7 separate regions of the Homo sapiens genome follow, and regions 2, 3, 4, 5, 6 and 7 are each linked to region 1. A link is a contact called in ENCODE Hi-C or POLR2A ChIA-PET data. All regions are on one chromosome and are shown on one strand. Each heading gives the region's core, a stretch centred on a gene start or an enhancer-like site at or near the end of the contact. The rest is flanking DNA. Distances are from core to core; before and after follow the strand shown. Region 1 holds the start of LINC01970 (long intergenic non-protein coding RNA 1970). Region 2 holds the start of P4HB (prolyl 4-hydroxylase subunit beta). Region 3 holds the start of FN3KRP (fructosamine 3 kinase related protein). Region 4 holds the start of ALYREF (Aly/REF export factor). Region 5 holds the start of PCYT2 (phosphate cytidylyltransferase 2, ethanolamine). Region 6 holds the start of WDR45B (WD repeat domain 45B). Region 7 holds the start of NOTUM (notum, palmitoleoyl-protein carboxylesterase).

Region 1 (2,908 bases), core at 137-2,636:
GCTCTTCTGTTGAACGGTGCAGGGTGGGGAGGCCTGGGCTGCACTGGCCACACAGTCCCCTCAAGAAGATCTTCTACGTGAAACAAAGGAGCACTGAGCGAGGGGAGCTCTGCTCAGAAAGGACCATCTTGCATCACTGAAATTGTGGGAAATGATAACAAAAAATTGAAATGTCGTGAAGAAACACACCAATAAGACCATTTTTAAATATACAGAGGAAGCTAGAAAATACAGAAAGAGGAACCATTCGGACAAGATACTCAGGAAATATCCAGGATTGTTATACCTAAAACAGCCCTCACTGCCCCCCTCCTGGCAGCGCACCTGAGCCCGGAGCCTGCCAGGGACAGCTCTGAGGAGCCAGGCAGGGCCAGGGATGGGCTCTGAGGGGCCAGGCAGGGCTAGGGATGGACTCTCGTGCCTGCCTGCTTGAGGCTTCCTTGGTCAGAGCGAGCGATGCCACCTTTAGGATGGCCAGAATTAGCAAATAAAAATATGGGATGCCGATAAATCTGTACTTCAGATAAACAATTTTTAGTACATGCCCAACGCGGTAGAGGTAAATCTATAGGGGCTGAAGCAGATTTGCTGGGCCGTGGGCAGGGTGGGGAGTGAACGCTCATGGGCACGGGGTTTCTTTCTGGGGCAACAGAAACGGTGTCACATGAGATAGTGAGCATGGCCGCCCATCTCCGAATATACGGCAAAGCCATAAGCTTTCAATAAGTGAATTTCACAGTAAGTGCATTATATTTCAACAAATCTGTTTTAAAATCTTAACTGAGCCGGGCGTGCTGTCTCAGGCCTCTAGTCCCAGCTACTCTGGAGGCCGAGGCGGGAGGATCGCTTGAGGCCAGGAGTTCAAGACCAGCCTGGGCAACATAGCGAGACCCCATCTCTACAAAAAACACGTTAAACAAAAACGTTAATTGGGCGTTCCGTGTTGTATCCAGCAATCCTAACCGCCCTCCGTCCCCGCGAGCCCCAGTCCTTCCCCTGCGGCTGGGCTGGGTCCCCCGTCCCGGGCGGTGAGGGCGCCCTGCAGGCGTCCACAGAGCTGGGCTTCCGTGGCGGCAACCCTAACCCCAGCGCCACCTGGTACGGCCCGGCCCGCGGGTCCCTCCGGGTCAGGACGCAGACGCGCCCGCGGCGGTAACCGGGGGCCCGGGGGCCTCGGGCCCACCCCGGCCAGACCCCGGGGAGGAGCGCAGGACACTGCCCGCGCCGGGACTCGGCTGTTTCCGATCCTCCCGGGCGTCCTTTAGGAGACTCATTCGCAGCCGACGTTGCGGAGGCGCAGGAAAAGGGCGAGCAGGTGCCTCAGGGACACCACTTCCAACCGCACGCCGATCGCCGGCTCCACCATAAATAGAAACGGGTGGTCTCTAATTGGCCTAGCTCTAATTGGCCTAGCTGTTGTCACGTGCTCTCCGATGGCCCAATCACTAAGGCTGGACGATGCTGCACTGTGAATGGCCAGGCCCGAGTCATGTGCCCGGAGAGGGCGGGGCTGGGCCCTTCCGCTCGCCGCGTCTGGCGATCGCGGCTACGGAGACCCAGGAGGGCCCGGCCAGGAGACCCGCTCTCTAGAGCGGCGAGGGCAGGGGTTGCTAGGGCGCCGGGGTCGAACCCGCGCTTCCTGCAAGTCTTAGGGCCGCATCCCTGCCGAGGCGGGCGTTGGGAAGGGTGGGAGATGGGAAGGTGCGGTGGTGCGGGGAGGGGAGGGCGCCGGGAGGGGTCGGAGAGGGGTCGCGGGTTTTGGGGCTGCGAGGAGGGAAGGAGGGAAGAGGAGGGAAGAGGAGGGCAAGGGGAGGGGAGGGCGGGGAGGAGAGAGGGCGCGGGCAGGGGAGTGGAGGGCGCGGGGAGGGGAGGGCGCGGGGAGGGGAGGGCGGGGAGGAGAGAGGGTGCGGAGAGGAGGGCGGGAAGGAGAGGGGACGGGGGGAGGGAGGGGACGGGGGGAGGGAGGGGAGGGTGGGGGAAGGAGGGGAGGGGAGGGTGGGGGAAGGAGGGAAGGGGAGGGGAGGGGAGGAGAGGGCGGGGAGGGGAGGGGAGGGCGCGGGCTGCGGGGCTGCGGGGAGGGAGGGGCGGGTTCAGGGCTGTGGGCCCCGCCCGGGGCACCGCCTGGATCAGGCCTGAGGCCGGCTGCAGAGAACTTGGGCACCGCGGACCAGATTGCTGGTCACCAGGATGAAAAATAAAAAAGACCCAAACAGCTCCCCCGACCCCGCCTTCGCGCAGGCCCCTGGCGTTCTGCTCAGGGGTTTTTGTTTAATGAAGAACGTCAAACATCTGGCAAGGTCGGAATGATTTTGCGATGAGCACCGCCTGGATTCTGCGGTGAAAGCGACTGTGTGCGCGCTCACGGCCTCGCCTGTCCCTGCATCAGCCCATCTCGTCAGGCAGATCAACATGAAGCTGTAAAACGGATGACTTAGGCCGGGCGTCGTGATGGGCGCCTGTAATCCCAGCTACTCGGGAGGCTGAGGCAGGAAAACCGCTTGAACCTGGGAGGCGGAGGTTGCAGTGAACCGCGGTTGCACCACTACACTCCAGCCTGGGAGACAGAGCGAGACTCCGTCTCAAAATAAATAAATAAAACATATGACTTAGGTATATACGCATGGGGGGAATCCTCGTAAGGCAAGAACGTGCTGCACATTCTGGGGACTGGGACAGGATAAGCACACGAGTAGATCTAAGTCACTGGAAATACCTGGTTTTGCTGTTGGAGGGGGGCTTGCAGGTGCTCGTTATATTATTACGCTGTTGTAGTAAAACGATGTTAGTTACAGTATTAAATTGCAAATGTCAGTATCCATCACCGCCAAAACAGCGTGCATACCACTAGCATATGATTTTTGTAGTTTTTTAATGTTAAGTTTGTAATGAAGTGCACAAACTTAATTAT
Region 2 (2,908 bases), core at 131-2,630, 430 kb before region 1:
GTTCAAGGGCAGTGCCACAGCCACACCTGTATATTCCTTGGGGGAAGCCGTGTCTCCATTCCTGAAGAACTTGATGGTGGGATAGCCGCGCACGCCGTACTGCTGGGCCAGGTCAGACTCCTCCGTGGCGTCCACCTTGGCCAACCTGATCTCGGAACCTTCTGCCTTCAGCTTCCCAGCGGCTTTGGCATACTCAGGGGCCAGAGCCTTGCAGTGGCCACACCAAGGGGCATCTGGAAGCGGAAATGAGATGCTAGAAAGCAGCCTTGATCCCTAAAGCAGCCTTGATCCCTCAGCAGTGCTTCCCTTTTTCCTCTGGCATTTCCCTTCATAAAAACCTTATCTACTCACCAAGATAACCCCTCCTAACGCACAAGGCTGAGCTGATAGCCTGGTGTTCTTGGGCAATATCAGGACAGAGGCCGTGAACGACAAACTACCACCAACCAACACCAGCCCCCACTCTGCTATGTCACCATCAGCACAGCCAGACAAACCTTTCAATGGTTGCTGACTTCTTATTCCCCACAGGCAACTAAGGCAAGGATCTCCCCTAGACTTTCCCTTTAAGACTACAGACAAAAGTGAAGAAGTGACCGTGGCGGCCTGTACCAGCACTAGCTGTGAGTATGAGATGCACATCCGTGCACACAGACCCTGAGTTGCTTAGGGTGAGAATAAGACGATCTGTCAATAGAGTTAGCAGCTGTGTCAGGCACAAGGTTCCCACCCCAGGGACAGAGCTCAAATCCTTATGGACGTGAGGAAGGCTTGGGATTCTCCTCTGAGACACCATCGGAAGGACTGCTGTGGCAAGCTGAAGGTGGGGTGGGCAGGAGCGGGGCGCCTTCCGGGTCGGCCCCCGGGGAGGACTCGGCAAGGCTGGACACTGGCTTGCTCTGTTTGCTCACACAGGTCGATCCTGTTCTTCTCGCACTAACAGGAAGATCCTGCCGTGCGCAGGGCGGGCATCGGGACGGCCCCCCGGCTCCCAGCCCGGCTCTCACCCCCAGGGAGCCCCTGACATGGCCCCCAAGGCGGGCAGCAAGGGAGCCCTTCAGTTCCGGGCGCGCCGGGGGTCCCGACCCCGGGGGCTGCCGGGCCGTGCCTGCGTCCCAAGAGCCTGGCTCAGCGGCCCCGAGCCCCGCCCGCCCGCCAGGCCCGGCGCTCACAGAACTCCACCAGCAGGTACTTGTGGGCCGCCAGCGCCTCCGCGAAGTTGCTTTTCCGCAGCACCAGGACGTGGTCCTCCTCCTCGGGGGCGTCGGCGCGCACCAGGGCGGCCACGGCCAGGCACAGCAGAGCGCGGCGCAGCATGTCGGACACGGATCAGGCGGGGCGCTTCGGTTGGCGCCGCCGGGACAGCGGGGGCGACGAGAGCGCGCGCCGGTCCCGGCCTCGCCTTTATAAATCCTGGGTCCGGGGCGCGCCTGCCCCCCCGCCCGCGCGCGCTGGCCGCGGCGCGCACGCGCCGCTGGGGCCCGCCTTCGATTGGCCGGCGGACTTCGAGGCTCGTCTTTGCCGCTCTCGGATTGGACACTCACACCAGGCCTGGCCCCGGATTCGGAAACGCTCCTGAGTGCTCCCTGGCCTTCGTTCGGGATTGGCCGAGGACCTCGCGCTCGCTGTCTTTCTTAGCCTCTCATTGGCTCCCGACAAGAACTTTTTCTGCCTTGGCTTCTAATTGGTGGCTTTCGCCTGCACCTTCCACGGGTCTGGAATGGCTGCCCCTTTCGGTAGCACGGACTCTGCGCCTCCTGATTGGCCAAGGGATGCGCGCACTCTGCGCGTTCCTTCGTCGAACGTGGCAGTGGGGAGGAGTTCCCAGTTTAGGGGCGGAGCTGCGGCTGCGCTTCCGAAACCCCTCGTGTTGCATTCTGACTGGACCGCGTACCCAACTGGCACGCCCCCCGGCCCCCGGACCGGAAGTTGGGGTGACGCAATTTCCGGCGCGCGTGTCAAGCGTGCGGCGGCGGCCGTGGAAGGTGGGGTTGGCCGCCTAGGGTCGGCGGTGGGCTCGGTGTGGGATAGCCGGCCCGGTCCGACGCGCTCCGCGAGGTCACGCGAGACACTCACCGAGGCATGGCGGCAGGGCCTGGGCATGGGAATCGTGCGCACAGTGCGAGGAAGCCTCGGAGGGGATACGAGCACAGGGCGGGTGGTTAGGAGAATGGGGCTGGAGAGACGGGCGGGAGGGGCGGGACCTGGGCCCCGGGGACCTGCCGGCTCCCAGGCCCCAGGAAGACGCTGCTCATGCGTGGAGCGGCCGCAGGAAAGGTACTCCCCGCTAAGGCCTTCAGGGAGCGGCCCTTTGCCCTGTGCGATCTCTTCCTTCCTTTCCCACGGGTTGCCAAATCCTGTGACGCTGCCCCTTCTCTGGTGCTTCTCAGATGCTCTGGTCGGCTCAGGAGACCTCGCAGCTGTTACACAGCTGTGGAAATACCCTGGGCGCTGCTTCACTCCGAAGGCAGCAGCTGGGTTTGCCTCCCGACTCGACCCGCCACCGAGGCTCCTGAGCACTTGAAATATGGCCAGTCCACCTGAGACGGGCTGTGAGTGCGCAATGCACATCAAACTTCTAAGACTGAGTGTGCGGGGCCGAGTGCGGTGGCTCACGCCTGTAATCCCAGCACTTTGGAAGGCCGAGGCGGGCGGATCACGAGGTCAGGAGTTCGAGACCAGCCTGATCAACATGGTGAAACCCCCTCACCTCCCGTCTCTACTAAAAATACAAAAATTAACAGGGCCTGGTGGCGCGCGCCTGTAATCCCAGCTACTCGGGAGGCTGAGGCAAGAGAATCGCTTGAACCCAGGAGGCAGAGGTTGCAGTGAGCCGAGATCGCGCCATTGCACTCCAGCCTGGGCAACAGAGCGAGACTCCATCTCAAAAAAAAAAAAAAAAAAGTGT
Region 3 (2,908 bases), core at 281-2,780, 420 kb after region 1:
GGGACATCCGCAGGCCCTGGCCCGAGGGGAGGAGCATACAGGGAGTGGTTCACCCACTCCACCGCCTTTGGAGCACCTTTTAATTCTCTCACTCTTCTCTAATGTGTTCCTTGATTTATCTATTACCATCTGCGGATTTTCATCTGTTCTTTTTTGCCTTTTTTTTTTTTGAGACGGAGTTTTGCTCTTGTCACCCAGGCTGGAGTGCAATGGCGGGATCTCAGCTCACTGCAACCTCCGCCTCCCGGGTTCAAGCGATTCTCCTGCCTCAGCCTCCCGAGTATCTGGGATTACAAGCGCCCGCCACCACGCCCCGCTAATCTTTTTTGCTTTTTAAAATTATGAAATGCGGTATACACACAGAAAAGTGCGTGAACACACACATATGTACCATTTAATAGATAGTTATAAAATGATCCGCCCGCCTCAGCCTCCCAAAGTGCTGGGATTACAGGCGTGAGCCACCGCTTCCGGCCTCAGGAGAGGATTCGTGTTTGCTTCTCCCAACGTCCAGGGAAGCGACATTTCCTATTTGCTTTAGACTAAAATCTATACTTGAATTTTTTGTTTACTGTAGGTAATATTAACTAGGGTTGCAGTCCGTGGAGGGCCGACTATGCGAACGGTTTCTATGAACCATCCTTTGCTGAAGGCTGAAACCTCTTCGTCCCCTGGGAGAGTTCCTATTCAGGCCTTCTTGTAGTTAGTTCATCCTTGTGTTGACAGCTGTATTAGGGTTCTCCAGAGAGACGGATCCAGTAGGATATAGACGTAGATCCAGGACAGGAGATGGACTGGGGGAGCTGGCGTTTGCAATTACGGAGGCCGAGAAGTCTGTGAGCCGGAGACCCCGGGACTCGGGTAGCCGGGCTCAGCCCAGGTCGGAAGGCCTCAGAAGCGGGGAAGCGGATGGTGTGGCCCTCAGCACGACCCACCCCAAATCATGCCTTGCCAGGTTTCTGGGAATTCCTGGTCCAGCCCAGCTGGCACCTGACACTGGCCGTAACGGCAGGGCCACTGTTAGCTGTTAGCCTCAGGGCCCCAGGTTTAGGGGCGGTGTCTCCGTTGCACGTGCACCCCGAGCGCGCCCGCCACTCCCCACATCAGGAGCTCTGTTCCTCGGGTTCAGCAAACGCCCGGGCGAAAGCAATCTTAACATTCTGGGCTCCCGGCACCCAGACCTTGGGCTGATGCCCCTTGCTAGTGGGTCAGCTCTTTAGAAAATATATTCTAACTATTTCCATCAGCATTTCCACTTATTTTGTGCAGGAGAGTTGAACCCAAACCGTCTGGGTCGGGGTCGGTCAGGCCCCGCCCCCTGACGTCATCTCACCCCCACCCAATCCCCCGCGCCTACCTGCCTCCCGGCCCCTCCCCTTCCCGCCCCTCAATCCCAGCGCTCATCTCTGCGGCCACGCCCGCCCCTTCCCGCCACCCAATCCTAGCGCTTGTCTCTGCGGCCGGGCCCCGCCCCCACCCGCCCCCCGCCCAATCCTCGCGCGGACTCATGTTTGCCCGCTCGGCCGCCGTCTCTCGAGTCTCCGCCAGATCCGGGGCGGGTCCGCGGCCGCGGCGGGAACATGGAGGAGCTCCTGAGGCGCGAGCTGGGCTGCAGCTCTGTCAGGGCCACGGGCCACTCGGGGGGCGGGTGCATCAGCCAGGGCCGGAGCTACGACACGGATCAAGGACGAGTGTTCGTGAAAGTGAACCCCAAGGCGGAGGTCAGGCAGCGGGTCGGGCGGGCCGGGGGACCGGTTTCTTTCCGGAGAGGGTCGCGGGCCTCGGCGCGGGGCGCGGCCTGGGCTTCTCCCGCCGGAGGCCGTGGGTGGCTCTCCCGGGACTGCCGCCGCCGCCCCTTGCGGGGAACCCTTTGCGCGGGGCGAGCGGTGAACGGGGGCGGCGGAAGCGTCCGGGGCGTCCGGAGGAGTTTGCACCTGCGGGGAACTGTCCGGAGCAGGAACCGCGGCCGCCCCACACCTCCTGTTCTCCGTGAACTTTCTCTCGGGGGCGCTACGTGAAATGGGGCGGGACTGGCTGCTGCAGTCTTGCTCCCGGGGTTCCTGCCCTGCGGTGCTGGTTAAGTGGGGTCGTTCTAGCCGGGGAAGCTGCTTAAGTCCTCAGCTTAAGTGACTCTGGAGGTGTCCATCCCCCGTGAGCCTCGGTCAGTACGTTGTGAAACGGGGCGAAGGTGCTGCCCCCAGGCCAGCTGCTGCGCCTCACCACACCCTGGCATGCTCTGTCCTTCTGTTAGACTCATTCTCGGGCCGGGCGCGGTGGCTCACGCCTGTAATCCCAGCACTTTGGGAGACAGAGGTGGGTGGAGCGCGAAGTCAGGAGTTCGAGACCAGCCTGGCCAACAAGGTGAAACCCCCGTCTCTATTAAAAATACAAAAATTAGCTGGGCGTGGTGGCGGGCGCCTGTAATCCCAGCTACTCGGGAGGCTGAGGCAGAAGAATCGCTTGAACCCAGGAGGCAGAGGTTGCAGTGAGTCGAGATCGCGCCACTGCACTCCAGCCTGCTGGGTGACTGAATGAGACTCCGTCTCAAAAAAAAAAGAGTGTTCCTAGCAGCGGTGACATGGCAGCTGTGGTGGGGCTCTGAGGCTGAGGAGGTGGGGACTCTGAAGAACTGAAAGAAGGATGAAGACAGCTGGAAGTCAGGAGCACGAGGAGAGTGTGTGTGTCTATGTGTATGTTGTGTGTGTGTACGTTGTATGTGTGTATGTTTGTAATGTTTGTATGTTGTGTGTATGTATTGTGTGTCTGTGTGTGTGTAAGGGTGGAGCCCCAGGTGAGGATGGGAGAGTGGGCAGGGCAGTGGTGTGTGTCTCAGGAGAAAAAGAAAGGCCGCTGGCCCTGACCTGTTCTGCGGGGATCACTGCTGTGTATGTTGTGTGTGTGTGTCTGT
Region 4 (2,908 bases), core at 144-2,643, 400 kb before region 1:
TCACTGACGGGACACGGCGGTGGGGAGTGATAAAACCACAGCGTACAAGGTCTTTATAAGACAGTACTCAAGGCAAACAGAGCCAGAAAAACAGACTCCCTGTGCTTCACAAGATACATAAAGAAGATTCTTTTTCTCACATTAACCCACTAAGACAGGCACAAAATTTAAAAAGCAACTGGGCTGGGTCTAACAGCCAAAAACCACTCACATTTGGTCAGTCTTTGTCCCTGTTAGAAACTGGAAGCCCTGGCAGGGGATTTTCACTCACAGAACCCATCTTCAGACTAACAGCAGCAGTTCCTCAGGCTCAGCTAGGCTCGCACCTGCCTGCGCACTGACCCCGGCTTTACTAGCACTGGGTCTGTCCTGCAGCCCTTCAGAGCTGGGAGGGCTCCCTTCGCTAAGGCGGGAAGGGGACTCAGGGCCACATCCCCAAAATCACGATCCGTCCTGTGCAGGGCGAACGGCTCACCGAGAAGCCCTCGTCTCTTACCTGAATATCGGCGTCTGAGACTCCAAAATCCAGATTGGACACCAGCAGTTTCCCACCTGTCTCCACGCCGGCACCACCGCCGAAGCCACTGTCGAAAAGATCGTGCTGCCACTTGTCGGGAAGTTGTTTTGGCTGAAAAAAAAACCGCAACAAGAGCAGATCTGTGAGTCTCAGTCCAGGGCTTTCCTGACCCTCACGGCTACTCCGGACCCTTCCTCTTCCCGGCCTGAGAGGATCCGGCCGAAACGGGGCCGCCAGCGCTCCCTCCGGCGCTGCAGCTGCCCCAGCCCGAGGCCGCACGGTCCCACCGCGGCCGCACAACTTCAGTTCCCTTAGACTAACTTCCCGCCGCCTGTGCCGCGCCCAGCGTCCCCTCCTCTCCTGCCACGAGGCCCCAACGTCCGGAACAAACAAAGAGCTGGGAAGGGTCTCAGCCTCCGGGACCGGACCCCGAAAGAACGACCTCGCTCCCGCCCACCACCCCCTCCGCGCCCACACGCACCCTCCGGACCTCCGGGCGGCCGCTCCACCAGCCTTATCCACCCGCCGGCCCGGGTCTCCGCCGCGAGCGGCCCCGGCCCCAGCCCCGGCTGGCCCCCTCCCACTCTCCGGCGCGGCCGGCCTCCGCACTCACCCTGCTGTAGGGCGCCGGTCGGTTCCTGCCGCCTCCGCCGGCCGCGCCGCGGGCGATGGCCGGCCGGTTCCGGATGGGCCCGCCGCCTCGATTCACTCGCGCGGCGGCCTGCGCCCCACCGCCGCGGCCGCCCTGGGAGCCGGCCCGGCCGCGGCCCCGGCCCCCGCCCCGGCCGCCTCGCTGGCTCCGGTTCAGTTTAATGATGTCGTCCAGAGACATGTCCATTTTGTCGGCCATGGCGGGCGCGGAATCGGGCATCGGCTCGAGCCCGCGCGTCAGCACGCCGGCACGTCACTTCCGGCGCCGCGTGAGGCCTTCCGGTGCCACGGCCTCGGAGCGGCTGCTGATTGGCCGCTGGCGGACGGCTGCGCGCGCGGGACGGGGTGAGGCGGGGAGGCGCGTGCGCACTGGCGTGCGAGACTCGGCGGGCGCTGTTGAGGGAGTCGGGCCGCGACTGTGGTCGTTTTTATACCTTCCCGCGCGGACGCCGGCGCTGCCAACGGAAGGGCGGGTAGGGCGGTGCGTGATTAGGTTGGCGAAGGTGCGAGGGCGCAGGGGGTGGGGCGGCGGCCGTTGGAGGCGGAGCCTACGCGCCCCTCCCTCCCCGCACGCTCCGCCCGATCGGCCAGGGCTGGGGGCGCTGGGGGCGCTACGGGCGCGGCGGGTGCCTGGGAGCTGCTGGGAGTCCTTGTTTCCGCTCCCGCCCAGGACTGTGCGCTCGGCTCGCGGTGGGGTCCGGCGGGCGCGGCTTCGGCGGGCGGCAGCCGCTGCAGACGAGCTGCGGGTTGGTTTTTTGGTCTCCACCTGCAGCCCCCCCAAGTCTGCACTGTCACATTTTGCCAGTCATATCCTTTACAAGTTTTCTTGCGGGCCGGGCGCGGGCCTCACGCCTGTAATCCCAGCACTTTGGGAGGCCGAGGCAAGAGGTTCGCTTCAGCCCAGGAGTTTGAGACCAGCCGGGGCAACATCGTGAGACCCCCATCTCTAAAAAAAAAAATGAGCTGGGCATGGTGGTGCACTTCTGTACTACCAGCTACTTGGGAGGCCGAGGTGGGAGGATTGCTTGAGCCCAGGAGGTCGAGGCTGCAGTGAGCCGTGGTGGCACCACTGCACTCCAGCCTGGGCGACAGAGCCAGACCCTGTCTCCAAAAAAAAATTATTTTTGCAACTTATTAATGAAAACCAGTGTGCCATTTCATTGATTTTTTTTTTTTTTTTTTGAGGCAGTCTCATTCTGTCGCCCAGGCTGGAGTGCAGTGGGGCGATCTCGGCTCACTGCAACCTCTGCCTCCTGGGTTCAAGCGAGTCTCCAGCGGCAGCCTCCCGAGTAGCTGGGACTACAGGCACGTGCCACCATACCTGGCTAATGTTTGTATTTTTAATAGAGACAGGGTTTCGCCATGTTGGCCAGGGTGGTCTTGAACTCCTGACCTCAGATGATCCGCCCGCCTTGGCCTCCCAAAGTGCTGGGATTACAGGCATGAGCCACCACACCCAGCCCATTTCATGGATTTTAAGTTGTTTTGAGATACTTGCTTTTGTTTTTGTTTTTTGAGTCAGGGTCTCCCTCCGTCACCCAGAGTGGAGTGCAGTGGTGTGATCTTGGCTCACTGCAGCCTCAAACTCCTGGGCTCGAGCTATCCTCCCACGTCAGCCTCTCAGGCAGCTGGTGCACGCCACCACAGCTGGCTTTTTTTTTTTTTTTTGAGACAGTCCCACTATGTTGCCCAGGCTGGAGTGCAGTGGTGCGATCTCGGCTCACTGCAATCTCTGCCTCC
Region 5 (2,908 bases), core at 275-2,774, 380 kb before region 1:
TGGGTGCAGGACAGACTGGAGCCCACTGAAAGCTGCAGGGCCACGTGTCCTATCCCCTCACCAAATATCAACTGCCCTGGGCAGTCACTTTAAAATAAGCCGATGTTAACTCTTGGGGTAGGGTTGGATCCTAGACTACCTTGAGACAAGCAAACAGTCCCTGGGGCTAACCCAAAACAAATCCAACCACAAAATAAAACCCTGGGAATCACTGGCCCTGAAAATCCTGTCTCTCCTCCCTTACGGCCTCAAGCTCAGCAGGCTTAACGCTAAGGGTGAACAGCCACTGCCTTGCCACCTGGCTCGAGAGTTTTCATTCACAAATCTAGGTCTGCTAACACGTGAACTCTCAAGCCCAAAGCTACACAGCCCTGCCACCAACTGGGCCTCGCTGCCCTGGCTTCTTCGCCACTTCTTTACAGCAGCGGCCCATCCCCTCAAGTGGACAAAGCTGTCCCTGCCTCTCCAGGGAGAGGTGTGACCCTGGCAGCCCACACAGTGCACAGAGTTGCTCCACTGCACACCACTGCTTCCTCCCAGCACCCCTGCCACAGTGCGCGGAGCCCGGCAGACATGCTGGGTAAAATCTGGCGGGCCCATGTACCCACTGGACAGGCTGGAGGGGAGGAGGGGGCAGAGGCTGGGCCAGGGGAGCACAGTCTGGAATGGGGCTGGGGCCTGGTCAGGGCAAGGTCAAAGTCCACTGACACAAAGCCACATTCCTTTTCCCAGAGGTGACTCGGACACAGAAGACAAGGCCCTGCTTGCTCTCCTGGGAAGGGCTAATCAGATAGAGGCGCTTGCTTCCTGGATTCCATCCGGCAGGCACGTGAAAGGGTCAGAGGTAGCAAATTATCAGTAACGGTCGTCTTCCTTTCACTTGTTGACAACCCGAAACTTTTCTTAAAACAATGCCCTCTGACTGGCCAGGGAAGACCGATCGCATTCTAGCCCCGCGGAGGAGGACCCGGGAGCCCGCGGGCTTCACCGCGGGTCCCGGACAGGCAGGTCGCACCCGATGCCCACCTACAGGGACGCTCGCCCGGAGGCCAGGGGAACCCCTGGACCGGAGCCGGGCAAGCTGGTTGCTGGTGGTTACGGAGAAGCAGGGAGGCCGTGGCTCCAGATCTCAGCGCGGTGGCTGCACCGGAGAGGTCGGCGTGACCGGGCGGGGCCTCCGCCAGAGGTAGACGGGGTCGCCCACGGCAGGGCGCGGAGCCTCTGCAGCCCGACCCTCCCGGCAGGCGAGCCCCGCAGCCTGCCAGCCCCGGCCCATGCCGGACGAGGACGCCACCCAGAACGCGGGCCCGGTCCCCGGGCAACGGCTGGCGCGGCGCCCCGGAAGGAAGCCGGCCCCGGCGCCCCCGCGGCCCGCCCCGGCCCCGCGCTCACCAGCCATCGCACCACACCCTCACGGCGCGCCTGCCCCCCGGGCCCGGCTGCTCTGCGCCGCCTGCAGCCCCGCGCCCGTTCCGGATCATGGCCCCGCAGCGGCGGCGCGGACAGCCTGGCAGCTCCCGGCGACTCCGAGCGCCGCCGCCCGCCCCGCCAGGCGCACGCTCAGCGGCCGTCACGCGGGCCTCACCCGCTGCGCACGGCCAATGGCGTGCGCCGCTCGGCCCGAGCCCCGCCCCCGCCTCCCCCGCCCCGCCTCCCGCCCTCCGCCCCGAGCCCCACCCCCCGAAGGCCGCGCCCCACCGCACCTCCGCGCACGGCCAATGGCGTGAGCCCCTGACAGAGTCCCGCCCCCTCCAAACGCACAGCCAATGGCGTGTGCCGCGCTTTCCGAGCCCCGCCCCCCGACCCACACCTGGCCTCTCCGCACCGCCCACACCTGGCGCTCGGCTGGCGGGGCAGTGCGGCGTGGGGACCGTCCCACCGCCGCCACCTCCGGGAACCTCCACGGGGCGCTGTCCCAACCAGGGGAGTTTTTTTTCTTATTTTTTGGCACAATAATCTACAGTTGTCCCCTGTCCAACCAAGGGAGTTTTAAGCCACGACCGAGCTGCCAGGCGGCAGACCTGAGCCCGGGGAGCCCGCGCCGACCACTCGGGGACACCGGAAGCCAGTGCAGAAACGTTTAATAGAAATAAAAAGGTCTGCATAGAGCCGAGGCTCGGAGCCACCCCTCTGCCGCACATCCAGTACAGAGAGGATTCTATAAAGTTCACACTTTTTCATTAAGTAGTAGTAGAAATACGGTGAGGCCCTGAGACTGGCCTGGTGAGCGAGGAAAGGCCGCTGGGCGCTTCCACTCTGCAGGCCGGGGCTGAAATAACCCGAGTTCCGTTCTCACAGAAAGGTGCGGCTGCCACCTCTTGACACAGAGGCCGGATGGGCAGGTGTCCTCGATGGCCAGGCCGTATCAGGGTACAACCGCAGCAGTGCAAGGGGCTTCCTCAAGGACAAATGGCTAAAAATGTCACGGTGAAAATGTCATCCCCAAAGAGTTCGTTCTCCCTAGACCCGTGGGGGCAACCCAGCCTTCACCGTGACACTGGCCATCTGCAAAGTGCCAACTGTTCTTCATCGAGCACGTGATTACGTCACTTTCTTCCTTTTTGTGCGTTTTGTGCAGCCCCTGCCAAACCAGCCCCCTAGGATGGGGGCCGAGCTAAGCGGTGCACCCCGGTCCCCAGGCGGGGCCTCCTCTCTGCTTCTGCACAGCGACTTCCGACTGTGGCTGCCTTCTTCACCAGCACGCAGGGGAGTCGCCAGTGAGAAAATGGGATCCTGCCACCTGCCAAAAAGGGAAAGCGGCATCAGGCGGGCCTGGGAGCCTCTCGCAGTCACACCTGCCCCAGCTCGGGAAAGCTGTCTGCGGTCCCTGCCTTCCCATCCCCTTCCCTCCCGTGTCAACTGCGGCGGGGCTCTGGTTGGCGGCAGCTTCATTGTTACCAAGCTGCAG
Region 6 (2,908 bases), core at 139-2,638, 360 kb after region 1:
CCGTCTCTACTAAAAATACAAAAAGTAGCCGGGCGTGGAGGCAGGCGCCTGTAATCCCAGCTACTCAGGAGCCTGAGGCAGGAGAATGGCGTGAACCCGGGAGGAGGAGGTTGCAGTGAGTCGAGATCGCACCAGGCTGGGCGACAGAATGAGACTCCGTCTCAAAATGAAATAAATAAATAAATAAAATTGTCTTCACATATACGGGATCATACAGCACCTGCCTGGATTCTCTTCAAAAACAAAACTTCCAAAGCCAACATGTAAAGCCTCGCAGAAGCCTGTCTCGGAATAACGGACATTCCTTTTCCTCCCCATCAGGACCTTTGGGAAGCGCGCCCTTCAAATGGGAGGTGAGGAGGCAACCATCCGAATCCAGGTCCCGCCCGCCTCCCGCGGGAATCCGACCGCGCCGCCCCGGCCGCATCCCCCGCAGCTCCGAAGCACCTGCGGGGAAGGAGGTCACCTTCCCTGGGCGCTTTAAATCATCCAGTGCTTACACCTGGATTCCGACATGGGAAAAGAAGTAAGATTTCCCTCAAAGGCCTCCCTTAAGTCCTTTGACTCCACCAAACACGAAGAAAAATCCCGGGGAGTGGGGGTGGGGAGAGTGACATTTTCCGATGGAAACCGACGGGAAAGGTGAGACCTGCACCCCACCCGCGCCACTCGCCACCAGAGGCGTCGGAGACGCCGGCTCCGCGGCTCCAGTAAACCCAAGCGAAGTCAGCTCAGCCACGGGCTACCTACTAAAGACCCTGAAAGGAACAGGGGGCAAAACGGGGTTCTGGGCAGGGCGTCAATCACGCTGTGGGGAAAATCCCGATAACCGTGGAGCCCGCAGGGAGCCAGGGAACCCGAGTGGGCGTGGCGCGCGGGGAGGGGCGTCCGCGCAGGAGGCTGGGGTTCTGTGCCGTCTCCCACCGACCTCGACCTCGGCCCGGGACGGCCGGCTGGGAGCGGTCACAACCCGGGGGGTGGGGGAGCGCGAAAGGCCAGGAAGGTGGGAGCCGGTTCGGGCCTGGTCCGGACCCCGGCTCGGGCTGGGAGCAGCGGCGAGGGCCGGGGCCGGGGGCTTCGGAGGGGAGCTCGGGCGGGGCCGGGGTCCCGGGTGGAAGGCCTGGCCGGAAAGGGGCGCCCAGGAGAGGCCTGAGAGCCGGGGACCCCGGGCTGCGGGAAGGCCCGGCCGGGCAAGGCGACAGGGCCGCGCCTCCTCACCGTGGTCCTGGTTGAAGCCGGCGTAGAGCAGCCCGTTGCCGTGAGGGTTACACGGCAGGAGGTTCATGGCGCCGCCGTGCTGGGTCGCCGCTCCTCAGCGCTGCATGCCTCTCGCTGGGGACGGCGGCCTGGTCCCTTCGGGCCGGCGCTGAGGCCGCCGCGGCCGGAAGTGCCGGACGTACGTGCGTGCGTGCTGGATGTGCGTGTGTGCTGGACGTGCGTGCGTGCGTGCTGGACGTCCGTGCGCGCGCCCGCGCCCCACCAGGGAGCCTATGGAGCGCCGAGCGCATCTAACCGAAGCGAGGCGAGACGAGGCGAGGCAGGGCGGGGAGGGGCGGGGCGGGGCGAGGCGAGGCGAGGCGAGGAAAGGCGGGGAGAGGCAGGGCGGGCGGGGCGGGATGAGGCGGGGAGAGGCAGGGCGGGCGGGGCGGGATGAGGCGGGGAGAGGCGGAGCGAGGCGGGGCGGGGAGGAGGGGGCGGGGCGGGGCGGGGCGAGGCGAGGAAAGGCGGGGAGAGGCAGGGCGGGCGGGGCGGGGCGGAGGCGGGGAGGGGCGGAGCGAGGCGGGGCGGGGAGGAGGGGGAGGGGCGGGGCGGGGAGGGGCCAGGCGGGAGCGCAGAGCACGTTCGCGGGAGGGTCTGGCCTTGTCATGCGCGGGGTCGCCGCGGGAAGGAGGATGGCCCGTTGAGGGCTTGGCACGGATACCTGACGGTCGGAGGAAGGGGGGAGAGCCGGTAAAGGAGGCTGACCCAAAACTGAGGCCCGGTGCATCATCCCTCATGAGAGGCAAGCCCAGAAGCGCCACAATACTAGGGTCCCCCTTCAGGAGACAGAGACCCCCAGGACACAGAGGGCCCCCAAGTCACTCAGCCCCCCCAGGACACGCAGCTCCTGCAGGACGCAGAGGGTGCCCAAGACACACAGTCCCCAGGACAGAGACCCCCCAGGACACAGAGGACCCCCAAGACACGCAGTCTCCAGGACACAGAGGTCCCCCCAGGACACACAGTGCCCCCAGGACACAGAGGTCCCCCAGGACACAGCACTCCCAGGACACACAGCCCCCCCGGGACACAGAAACCCCCCCAGGACACAGCCCCCCTAAGACACACAGCCTCCCCCAGTACACAGAGTCCTTTCCAGGGCACATATTCCCCCAGAAGACACAGAGGTCCCCCTAAGACACACAGCCCCCCCAGGACACACAGACCGCCAGGTCACAGAGACCTTCCCAGGACACAGGGACCTTCCCAGGACACATAGCCCCCCAGAGGACACACAGCCCCCCCACGACACAGCCCATAGAGGACACAACCCCTTAGTACCCCACCTAAAGGACAGGTGGCCCTCACACAGCACAGCCCCCGCAGGACTCCGGGACCCTCAGGTCACATTGCTCACAGGGCACAGTTCTCAACTCTTAGGGTCAGGCTGCTGGGGGCATCCTGGTCACAGAGCTTTGTCCCTGGGCTTGGCTCATGCAGTGGATGGCTGTGGAGGCCTGAGTGCTGGCCCTCGTGTCTCTTGCCCAGGGAGTCCTCTCCACTCCCCCTCCTCACTTTCCTGTCCCCTCCTAGGCTCTCCCTGTTCCCTGCAGCACACCTGATCTCCTAGGAGGTCCTGACACTGTCCCCTCGCAGCCACCTGCCTCCACCCCGTCTGTCATCCTCATCCCACCCTCGCCACTTGCCT
Region 7 (2,908 bases), core at 293-2,792, 330 kb before region 1:
AGGAAGAGGAGCCACCGCCGGCTGCCCCTGGACTCCTTCAGGTAGTAGCTGCGGGGGAGGACGCACCGCGGGGGGTCGGCCAGGGCTGCCGACCCGCCGCGCCCCGCGCGCCCAGCTCCGGCGGAGGGAACGCGCCACCTGTTCCGGCCGCGCGCGACGGTCGCACGGGGGCGCCCTCGGCCAGGCCCACGGGGAGCTCAGGGACGGCGGCGGTCCCGGGAGGTGGCGCTCGCGGGGCGGGGAACGGGCCGCGCGGGGCTGTGGTCCGTGGAAAATCCCCACGTTCCGCCCGGCGCGGGTCCCGCTGTCACCTCGGCGCGGGCGGCGGTCCTCCCGGGGCGCGCGGCGGCGCTTGAAGCGTGAAACGCGTCCGCACTGAAGGAGCGCGCTTGGCGGGGGAACGGGACGCCGCGGGGAGCGCGGGAGGCGCGGGCGGCACCGACCCGGCGGGGGAGCCTTCCTGCCGAGCCCCGACCCCACGCCCAAGTCTCCCGCTGTCCCCGGCTGTCCTCGGCCTGTTGAGCGCGTGGGCGGCCCCGCCGCTCCCCGACCCCCGACCTCACGTCTTTTATCTACTTCGGGGCTGCAAGGAGGTGGGCAGCGGGCCTCTCCCCGCCCCCCGGTGTCGCCGGTTCCCGCTGGAGCCAGGCGCGCTCTCGGGCTGCCATCTCCCCGCCCCGGGACCGAAGGACGCCAGCAGAGCGGCTGGGCCCAGAGGCCGAGGGGTCAGTGCCCGAGCTGGCCGGGGACCAGCCCTTCCAGCGCCGCTCCGCTCCCCACGCGGAGAGTCACCGAACCGGGCACTCCTCGGGGCCAGGACCGCGGGGCGCCCGACGGAAGCCCTTTCTCCCCGGGGAGAGAACGGCCGCGGCCCGCAGGGAAGGTCCAGCCGGAGACCGGGCGCGTCGGGCGGGGCGGGGAGGTGCAGGGCGCGGGCCTTACCCGGCGGGGCTGCCGTCGTTGCAGGTCACCGAGGTGTTGAGTAGGAGGTGCAGGCGCAGGTCCTCGTTGAGCTGCTGCGCGGAGCAGGGGTACAGGGACTGCGCCAGGCTCTTGACTTGCGCCATGAAGCTGTCCATGTTACCCTCCACGGCCGTGAAGTCCAGCGGGAAGCTCTCCACGGGCTGTCCGGCCGCCGGCGCCGCCTCGGTCCGCGGGGGAGGAGGCGGCTGCTGACCCCGGCGCCGCCAGGTCTTCCTGCCCTCGCTGCCCCCGGCGCAGTGCAGCAGGCTCAGCAGCAGCAGCACGCGCACCCCTCGGCCCATGGCCGCGTCCACCTGCGGGGAGCGGGCGGCCTTGAGGCGGCGGCGGCGGCGGCGGGGGATGCCGGGCCGGGGGTGCCGGGCCGGGGGTGTCGGGGGCACTGGCCGCTCCTGCTCCCTCGCCCCCGCTCCCGCCCGCCGGGCCTGGCGGAGAAGGCGCGCGCGGCTCGGCGTCGAGGCGCTCGGGGCCGGGTGCCGTCGGCCTCCGCAGCTGGGGCTCCGCGCCCGGCCGTCCGAGGGCAGCGCAGGGTCTGGGTGCGCTGGCTGCGGCCCGCGCCAATGAGCGGCGGGGGCCGAGGCTGGGCTTATTTGCGGGGGCCGCGGCGGCCCGGGTGCCCGCGCGTTAGATGTGCCGCCGCCGCCGCCCGGGCTCGGCGGAGGGGGGAGGGGGCCGCGCTCGCTCTTTTCTTGGCGGAGGCATCGCCTTTTCTTCCCAAACCGCAAGCCTGACGGAGGGGCCTGGACTACCCCGCCGCGGCCGCCGGAGGCGCTCCCGGCCCGGCTCCGTGGGGGGGCAGCGCGGCCGGGCGGCCCCGGCGGCTCCATTCACCGCGGCCAGCCCGGCGCCGCCGCCCCCCCCCGCGGGGCAGCTGGAAGGGGCGGCGGCGACGGGGAGGGGCGAGGCTTTTCCGCGCCTGCCGGGGTGGGGGGCGGGGAACTCCGCCCGCGGCGCAGCTGGCCGAGCCCGACGGGCTGGGGGCGCGGGGCAGGCGCGCTCACCTGGAGCCGCCAGTGTCCCTCTCATCCCCCAGTGCCCAGGCCCAGAGCAGGCCGTGGGGGATTCGGACCCCGGCCCGCATCGCCCCACCTCGCGCAGCCCTGGGGCCCCGCTCTCACCGCGGCCAGCGCGGGCGGCCCAGTGGCCCCGTCCTCTCAGCGCCCCTGGCCCTGCGCCGTCCCGCTGGTGCGCCCGGCTCGGCTGCGCTCCCCCTCTGGCGCTGGCGCGGAGCCGCCAGGGACTTTTATCCAGCAGGGCCCCCCGGGATCAAAGCGGCGGCGGACACAGGGCTTCCAGCCGAGGGCCCGGCAGCAGTGGCGCCGGGGCCTCCTGGAGAAGCGGACAGGTGGGGCGCGAGGTCCTGGCTCCCTCGGAGACCTGCGGGAGGGACCGCGCGCCCCAGCAAGGCGCCGCGGGGGAGTCGCTCAGTTCCGGGGCGCTCCTGCTGGCGCTGGGGTCAGAGAAGCAGCTACGACTTAAGGAGATCGCGGGGCCAGAGGTGAGGTCCTGGATCTCCGCCCGCCCCAGCCTGGCTGCTGGCCCCATGCCGAGGACCCCCCAAGAACCTGCCCCAGCCGCCACTGGGGGAGGAGGCCAAGGGTCCAGTGGCTGCCCGCTAGGCCTCTGCTTGCGGCCCTTCATGCCACGAAGGGCACCTGCCCCATGCTTCACCTTGGAGAGCACCCCTGTCCACTCCCGAGGCTCTGGGCAGTGGGGTTAGAACAAGGTTCCTGTGGGAAATCAGTACTGGAGCAGGGTGGACAGGAGGGGTTCAGGAGGTTTCCTGCTGGGGTGAGCGCGGGTGGGATGGACAAAAGAAAGGAAAGGACATACGCAGGGCCAGCGGGGCCGGGCAGACTTTCTCCTTCACCCTCCGGTCTGAAGCCTGCTGGGCGCCATGACACCCATTTTAAAAATAGGAAACAGG

Evidence for each region. A loop is a pair of places that touch in the nucleus more often than their neighbours do. ChIA-PET counts read pairs that join two places held with the same protein, here RNA polymerase II (POLR2A). Pooled maps may share reads with other maps.
Region 2: a loop to region 1 is called in a map of B cell, with 5 times the contacts of the local background. The contact joins the promoter of P4HB here to the promoter of LINC01970 in region 1. A Hi-C loop is called at or near these places in 3 of 168 maps with a recorded cell type or tissue (B cell, CD4-positive, alpha-beta memory T cell and naive thymus-derived CD4-positive, alpha-beta T cell), 1 of 37 single-sample maps with no recorded cell type and 11 of 50 pooled maps. POLR2A ChIA-PET finds 5 or more read pairs at or near these places in 4 of 52 experiments (HEK293T, MCF 10A, activated CD4-positive, alpha-beta T cell and 1 more).
Region 3: a loop to region 1 is called in a pooled map, with 5 times the contacts of the local background. The contact joins the promoter of FN3KRP here to the promoter of LINC01970 in region 1. A Hi-C loop is called at or near these places in 1 of 37 single-sample maps with no recorded cell type and 4 of 50 pooled maps. POLR2A ChIA-PET finds 5 or more read pairs at or near these places in 5 of 52 experiments (A549, CD4-positive, alpha-beta T cell, MCF 10A and 2 more).
Region 4: a pooled map shows a loop between it and region 1 (15-fold over the local background). The contact joins the promoter of ALYREF here to the promoter of LINC01970 in region 1. A Hi-C loop is called at or near these places in 7 of 50 pooled maps. POLR2A ChIA-PET finds 5 or more read pairs at or near these places in 3 of 52 experiments (GM12878, activated B cell and activated T-cell).
Region 5: a pooled map shows a loop between it and region 1 (8-fold over the local background). The contact joins the promoter of PCYT2 here to the promoter of LINC01970 in region 1. A Hi-C loop is called at or near these places in 2 of 37 single-sample maps with no recorded cell type and 8 of 50 pooled maps. POLR2A ChIA-PET finds 5 or more read pairs at or near these places in 2 of 52 experiments (MCF 10A and activated CD4-positive, alpha-beta T cell).
Region 6: a loop to region 1 is called in a map with no recorded cell type, with 19 times the contacts of the local background. The contact joins the promoter of WDR45B here to the promoter of LINC01970 in region 1. A Hi-C loop is called at or near these places in 3 of 37 single-sample maps with no recorded cell type and 9 of 50 pooled maps. POLR2A ChIA-PET finds 5 or more read pairs at or near these places in 2 of 52 experiments (A673 and activated CD4-positive, alpha-beta T cell).
Region 7: a pooled map shows a loop between it and region 1 (2.3-fold over the local background). The contact joins the promoter of NOTUM here to the promoter of LINC01970 in region 1. A Hi-C loop is called at or near these places in 1 of 37 single-sample maps with no recorded cell type and 3 of 50 pooled maps. POLR2A ChIA-PET finds 5 or more read pairs at or near these places in 2 of 52 experiments (activated CD4-positive, alpha-beta T cell and naive thymus-derived CD4-positive, alpha-beta T cell).

Annotation. Positions count from the first base shown.
Region 1 is chr17:82,291,428-82,294,335 of GRCh38, forward strand. It overlaps LINC01970 (long intergenic non-protein coding RNA 1970), which reads right to left and starts at 1,387. Exons shown (of 2, transcript NR_135639.1): 1 at 1,096-1,387; 2 at 1-136. RefSeq lists silencers at 983-1,032, 1,073-1,322 and an enhancer at 2,079-2,188.
Region 2 is chr17:81,859,155-81,862,062 of GRCh38, forward strand. P4HB (prolyl 4-hydroxylase subunit beta) reads right to left here and starts at 1,381. Exons shown (of 11, transcript NM_000918.4): 1 at 1,173-1,381; 2 at 27-233. The coding sequence starts at 1,317. It overlaps LOC124904086 (a long non-coding RNA gene), which reads left to right and starts at 1,956. Exons shown (of 2, transcript XR_007065950.1): 1 at 1,956-1,985. RefSeq lists silencers at 972-1,071, 1,282-1,501.
Region 3 is chr17:82,715,176-82,718,083 of GRCh38, forward strand. It overlaps FN3KRP (fructosamine 3 kinase related protein), which reads left to right and starts at 1,531. Exons shown (of 6, transcript NM_024619.4): 1 at 1,531-1,721. The coding sequence starts at 1,581. It overlaps LOC101929552 (a long non-coding RNA gene), which reads right to left and starts at 1,078. Exons shown (of 2, transcript NR_136400.1): 1 at 392-1,078. RefSeq lists silencers at 1,348-1,587, 1,608-1,687, 1,768-1,857.
Region 4 is chr17:81,890,193-81,893,100 of GRCh38, forward strand. It overlaps ALYREF (Aly/REF export factor), which reads right to left and starts at 1,394. Exons shown (of 6, transcript NM_005782.4): 1 at 1,131-1,394; 2 at 497-628. The coding sequence starts at 1,388. It overlaps ANAPC11 (anaphase promoting complex subunit 11), which reads left to right and starts at 1,531. Exons shown (of 4, transcript NM_001002248.3): 1 at 1,531-1,649. RefSeq lists silencers at 1,411-1,950, 2,831-2,908.
Region 5 is chr17:81,909,875-81,912,782 of GRCh38, forward strand. It overlaps PCYT2 (phosphate cytidylyltransferase 2, ethanolamine), which reads right to left and starts at 1,525. Exons shown (of 13, transcript NM_002861.5): 1 at 1,393-1,525. The coding sequence starts at 1,481. It overlaps SIRT7 (sirtuin 7), which reads right to left. Exons shown (of 10, transcript NM_016538.3): 10 at 2,065-2,740. The coding sequence ends at 2,542. RefSeq lists silencers at 1,089-1,228, 1,389-1,678, 1,709-1,878.
Region 6 is chr17:82,647,056-82,649,963 of GRCh38, forward strand. WDR45B (WD repeat domain 45B) reads right to left here and starts at 1,389. Exons shown (of 10, transcript NM_019613.4): 1 at 1,219-1,389. The coding sequence starts at 1,285. RefSeq lists silencers at 842-891, 902-951, 1,552-1,621 and enhancers at 1,034-1,533, 1,912-1,981.
Region 7 is chr17:81,959,645-81,962,552 of GRCh38, forward strand. NOTUM (notum, palmitoleoyl-protein carboxylesterase) reads right to left here and starts at 1,543. Exons shown (of 11, transcript NM_178493.6): 1 at 943-1,543; 2 at 1-48. The coding sequence starts at 1,265. RefSeq lists enhancers at 1-253, 254-816 and silencers at 30-369, 400-479, 746-889.